2 separate regions of the Homo sapiens genome follow, and region 2 is linked to region 1. Evidence: read pairs that join two places in POLR2A ChIA-PET (ENCODE). Cell type or tissue: B cell. All regions are shown on one strand. Each heading gives the region's core, and the rest is flanking DNA. Links, peaks and the distances in the headings are about the cores only.

Region 1 (2,904 bases), core at 139-2,638:
ACAGGCGTGGTCAACTCCAGAGGCGGGGCCATACTGAAGATCTGGACAGAGTCAAAAACTAAGGCTATATAATTCTAGCAGTTTGGGAGGCGGAGGCGGGAATCATCGCTTGAGCTCAGGAGTTCGAGACCAGGCTGGGCAAAATAGCGAGCCCTCGTCTTTACTAAAAATGAAAATAAATTAGGCCTGGCGCGGTGGCTCACGCCTGTAATCCCAGCACTTCGGGAGGCCTAGGCGGGTGGATCACAAGGTCAAGAGATCGAGACCATCCTGGCCAACATGGTGAAACCCCCTGTCTATTAATAATACAAAAATGGGCGTGGTGGCGCGTGCCTGTAGTCCCAGCTACTCGGGAGGCTGAGGCAGGAGAATCACTTCAACCCGGGAGGCGGAGGTTGCAGTGAGCTGAGATCGCGCCACTGCACTCCAGCCTGCTGACAGAGCAAGACTCCGTTAAACAAACAAACAAAAAACAAAAAACAAAAAACAAAAAAAAAAAGAGAGAGAAAGAAAATAGCCGGGCGTGCTGGCCTTCGCTTGTAGACCCAGCTACTTGGGAGGCTGCGGCAGGAGGCTCACTTAAGCCTAGGAAATTCGAGGTTTCAGTGAGCCATGATCACGCCATTGCACTCCAGTTTGGTCGACAGAGCCACACCCTGTATCAAAAACAAAACAAAACAAAAATCACCCTAAGGCTGGAGTTATGGTGCAGTGGGCGTGGTCAGCGCTAGGAGGCCACGCAAGGGCAAGACCAAGGTCAAAAGCTGCACATTTCAACTCTGCTCAAACATAGCAAACACAAATACAGCGTTGTGTATACTCCAGGCACTTCCCAATAATTAACCAATTTCACCCTCGCAACTACCCCCGGGAGGTGTGAGTACTCTTATTTATTTATTTATTTTGAGACGGAGTCTTGTTCTCGTTGCCCAGGCTGGAGTGCAATGACACAATCTCAGCTCACTGTAACCTCTGCCTCCCGAGTTCGAATGATTTTCCTGCCTCAGCCTCCCAAGTAGCTGGGATTACAGGCGCCAGCCACCACGCCAGGCTAAGTTTTGTATTTTTAGTAGAGACGGGGTTTCACCACGTTGGCCAGGCTGGTCTTGAACTCCTGACCTCAGGTGATCTGCCCGCCTCGGCCTCCCAAAGTGCTGGGATTACAGGCATGAGCCACCGCGCCCGGCCGGGTACTCTTATTATCCCCATTTTTTAAATGAGGAAACCGAGGCAGAGGTTGGACGACCTGTGTACACTGCTAGGAATTAGCAGAACTGGGGTTTTAACTCAAGCAGGCGCGCTCCCGAGTCCATGTTCTCAACCACTCTCCCCCACCCACCCCGAAAGAACCTGGGATCGGGAGTCCACAGCCCGGGATGTGTGACCCGGTGGGACCCTCCGGCTCCAGGGGTGGCTGTGGAGGGCGGGGCAGGGGCGCGGCGGCCCGGGCGCCTCCCAGGGCCGGAAGCGGCAGAGCCGGTCCCGGCTCCACCCCCGGCCCCGAAGCTCCGCCACCCGCCGCCATGAGTAGCTTTGGAGCTGGGTGAGACCCTTTCGCAGACCACCCCCCATCTCCTCTCCGCGCTCCCGGGGCTTAGATCTCAGGTTTCACCCAACCCCTGGGACCCAGACCGGCGTGGGGACACGCCCCTTCCCTTAAACTCTCCCCGTTTCTCCCTCTGCTTGACGTTTGGTGTGCTGGGGGAACTGCGGGTGGGGGGCGCTGGGGAGCACCTTGCTGATTAGGAGGGAAGGGTCCTTGGTGACTCCCTTCTTCCAGGATCGCGTCCCTGCCACTTCGTGCTGTGTGATCTTTGGCGATCACTGCCTCTCTGGGCCTGTGTCTTAGGCTCTGCAAGATCAACCGAGCAAAGCACACGGCCTGCAGAGAGGCAGCGCTCTGCCCCTTACTCGGCCCCGTTTTCATCGGAGACCTCCGGGGAGCGGTGGGGGTGGAGGAATGGTTTCTCCCCTTTTCTGAACTGAATACTAAGACCCTTTTTTTTTCTTTGTCCTTTCCTGACAGCAAAACCAAAGAAGTTATCTTCAGTGTGGGTGAGTGGGGAGATGGGGAAGGGCTCGGTGGAAGCTTGCTTGTTGGGGTGACAGGCTGGAGCCAGAGGTCAGGAGTCTTGGCTACTGGGTCTTTGCCTCTCTGGCCTCAGTTTCCCTGCCTTTAAAAAAATAAATAAATAAAGCTGGAAGAGGAGAGGGAATAGGGATGGGGCTGGTGTCAGTGCCTGACCTCTGGGGGTGTCCTGGCAGAGGATGGCTCCGTGAAAATGTTCCTGAGGGGCCGCCCTGTGCCCATGATGATCCCAGACGAGCTGGCACCCACCTACAGCCTGGACACACGCTCGGAGCTGCCTTCTTGCCGGCTCAAGCTGGAGTGGGTGTATCCTTTTGCTGGAATCTCCTTGGTGCTCCCATCCCCCCAGGAGGAAATAGAAAGGCGGTCAAGGCAGCTCAGGCCTGTAATCTCAGCACTTTGGGAGGATCGTTTGAGGCCAAGAGTTTGAGACCTGCCTGGGCAACACACAAAACAAGCACAGCACGTTCAAGGGCTATGTGGCCAGAGTGGGATTGGTGCATTTGAGCAAAAAGAGTTGGGAATGGCTGGAAGCCCGGGCTCTGGAGTCTGACAGAGATGGGTTCAAACCCCAGTCCAGCCCGTACCTGGCCGTGTGACCCTGGAAAAGTCGTCTTGACTCTGAAAAATGAATTTTATGATCTCAGGTCCATAGACCTGTGAAATAATGTGTAAAGGTACTGAGCTCATAGTATGTGCCCCATGCACAGGGACTGATAAAACACTAACTCAGCACATTGGGAGGCCGAGGTGGGTGGATCACTTGAACCCAGGAGTTTGAAACCAGCCTGAGCAACATAGCAAGACCTCGTCTT
Region 2 (2,904 bases), core at 193-2,692, 97 kb after region 1:
GTCCATTGTGAGGCTAGACCACAATTTGTTTATTCATACATCTGTTGAACGTTGGGGTTGTTTCCTCCGCGTGGTGGCTATGAATAGGGCTGCTATGAACGTGCATGTAGCTTGCAGTCTTTTTAGGCTTAGATCATTTGTCTCGAGAGCAGTGAAGCATCATGGGAAGGGCATGGGCTCAGATCCCAAAATGCCTGGAATCAATCCCTAGCTCTGCCTCATACCAGTTGGATGAGCTTGGGCAAGTCACTGGGTATCTTGTGCCTGATAACAGAACTTCCTTTGTAAGTTTATTATGAAAGTGAATCAATTAATACATGCAAAACACTTAGGAAGTTGCTTAGCACAGAGTGAACGGTTGCAAAATGACTCTGCATTGCCAGCAACAGGAACCTTCCTGGGCTAACTGAAGCAGAAAAAGAACTTACTGGAAGGATATCAGGTAGCTCACTGGAGGCTAAGAAAACCAGCAGGAACCTTGAGAGGTTTACAGTTAGAGATGCCGATGCTGTAACAGAGACCCCATATGTGTAATGATATTGAGTGAACGAGTTTACTTCTTGCTCCTAAAATAGTAACGTTGGCCAGTTGCAGTGTTCACACCTGTAATCCCAGCACTTTGGGAGGCTGAGGCGGGAGGATTGCTTGAGCTCAGGAGTTAGAGAACAGCCTGGGCAACATAGCAAGACTCCTCTTCTACAAATAAAAATAAATTATAAAAATTAAAATACAGCTGGGCGCAGTGGCTCACGCCTGTAATCCCAGTACTTTGGGAGGCCAAGGTGGGCAGATCACTTGAGGTCAGGAGTTCGAGACTAGCCTGACCAACGTGGTGAAACTCCATCTCTACTAAAAATGCAAAAATTAGGCGTGGTGGCGTGTGCCTGTAATCTCAGGTACTCCGGGGGCTGAGGCAGGAGAATCACTTAAACCCAGGAGTTGGAGGCTACAGTGAGCCGAGATCACGTCACTGCACTCCAGCCTGGGCAACAGAGCGAGACTCTGTCTCAAAAAAAAAAAAATTAAAAATAAAAATAGGCCAGTTGTGGTGGCTCATGCCTGTAATCCCAGCACTTAGGGAGGCCAAAGCTGGAGGATCACGTGAGCCCAGGAGTTTGAGACCAGCCCCTGGGCAATATACAGAGACGCTATTTCTTCAAAAATACAAAAGTTAGTCAGGCATGGTGTCATGCTCCTGTAGTCCCAGCTACGAGGGAGGCTGAGGTGGGTGGGTTGCTTGAGCTGGAGAGTTGGAGGTTGCAGTGAGCCGAGATCATGCCACTGCACTCCAGCCTGGGCGACAGAGTGAGACCCTGTCTCAAAAATAAATAAATAAATAAATAAACAAACAAAATAAGACAAAACAGTGAAGTCACGCGCTGGGCATGATAGCTCACACCTGTAATCCCAGCACTTTGAGAAACCAAGGTGGGCAGATTGCGAGGTCAGGAGATCGAGACCATCCTGGCCACCATGGTGAAACCTGTCTCTACTAAAAGTACTAAAATTAGCCAGGCGTGGTGGCAGGTGCCTGTAGTCCCAGCTACTCTGGAGGCTGAGGCAGGAGAATCACTTGAACCAGGGAGTTGGAGGCTGCAGTGAGCCAGGATCGCACCACTGCCTGCCCTCTAGCCTGGCGACAGAGCGAGACTCCGTCTCAAAAAAAAAAAAAAAAAAAAAAACAAAAAAACAGTGAAGTACTGTACCACATAATGAGGTTTCTGTCCACAACAAACCGCATATACAACAGTGGTCTCATAAAATGATACCACCGTATTTTTACTGTACCGTTTCTATGTTTGGATGTGTCTAGACACGCAAGTACTTACCATTGTGTTACAACTCCTGCAATTTTCAGTACAGTCACATGCTGTTTAGGTTTATAGCCTAGGAGCAGAAAGCTCTACCACATAGCCTAGGTGTGTAGCAGGCCACACTATCTAGGTTCGTGTAAGCCCACTCTGTGATGTTTGCACAATGACAAAATCACCAAACAATGCATTTCTCAGAATGTGTCCCTGTCATTAAGCAGTGCACGGCTGTACTAGCCGGGAACAGGTTGGCAGGGCAGCCCTCCTCCACACAGTCATTCAGGGACTCAGGCTGTTGCAGCTCTGCCATCTTCAGTGTGTTTATTTCAAGGTCACCCTGGGGTGGTCTTCATGAGGACCACAGCATGGCTCATATGGACCAGGGCTGGAAGTAGCCGGCTTCACTTGGCTGGCTTATTTTTCCTAGAACTCGGTGCCCTGACCACACCTAACTGCACCTAACTATAGTCCCTGGCTGGGCAGCCACTTCCCAGCAAGGAGCCTGTCTGTTGGGTTGCAGCGAGCATGAAGCACTCAGGGACTCCAAGGTCAGAGGGCTGTCAGCACCATGGGTACCACCCCCTACCACTGCCGTGGACCTACTCCACACCCTAACATGGATCCTAGGGGTCTCTTCGTATCCTTGAAGCCTTCCCCAAGATTTCAGGTTCAGGCTGGGTGTGGTGGCTCACACCTGTAATATCAGCACTTTGGGAGGCCAAGGTGGGAGGATCGCTTGAGCCCAGGAGTTCAAGACCAGCCTGGGAAACATAGTGAGACCCTGTTTCTATAAAATGTTTTAAAATGCGCCAGGTGTGGTGGTGTGTGCCTATAGTCCCAGCTACTCAGGAGGCTGAGGCAGGAGGTTTGCTTGAGCCCAGGAGGTCGAGGCTGCAATGAGCCATCATTGCACCACTGCACTCCAGCCTGGCTAACAGACTGAGACTCTTTCTCCAAAAAAAAATTTCTCTTATTTATTTTGTTTTATTTTTTAGTAGAGACCAGGTCTCCCTGTGTTGCCCAGGCTAGTCTCAAACTTCTGGACTTAGATGATCCTCCTGCCTCAGCCTCCCAAAGTGCTGGGATTACAAGC

The links. ChIA-PET counts read pairs that join two places held together with the same protein. Peaks named below come from ENCODE experiments on the same cell type or tissue, not always from the same donor. Only the 100,000 strongest peaks of a DNase experiment are listed, where the experiment ranks them.
Region 2: POLR2A ChIA-PET joins it to region 1 with 5 read pairs; 11 of 35 experiments call an interaction of 5 or more read pairs at or near these places.

What each region holds. Positions count from the first base shown.
Region 1 is chr19:45,637,996-45,640,899 of GRCh38, reverse strand. EML2 (EMAP like 2) reads left to right here and starts at 1,503. Exons shown (of 19, transcript NM_012155.4): 1 at 1,503-1,543; 2 at 2,027-2,055; 3 at 2,266-2,395. The coding sequence starts at 1,524. It overlaps MIR330 (microRNA 330), which reads left to right and starts at 1,813; the gene lies at 1,813-1,906. RefSeq lists silencers at 1,209-1,298, 1,319-1,598, 2,295-2,589 and enhancers at 974-1,825, 2,295-2,589, 1,826-2,677. In B cell, for the core only: a CTCF peak has its summit at 1,761; a DNase peak (open chromatin) is centred at 1,599; H3K4me3 peaks cover 1,137 bases; H3K27ac peaks cover 759 bases.
Region 2 is chr19:45,541,444-45,544,347 of GRCh38, reverse strand. It overlaps a transcript of OPA3 not described here. Among named protein-coding and RNA genes, the nearest start is that of VASP, 35 kb to the right of the region's middle. In B cell, for the core only: no CTCF peak of the experiment used is centred there; no DNase peak of the experiment used is centred there; H3K27ac peaks cover 163 bases.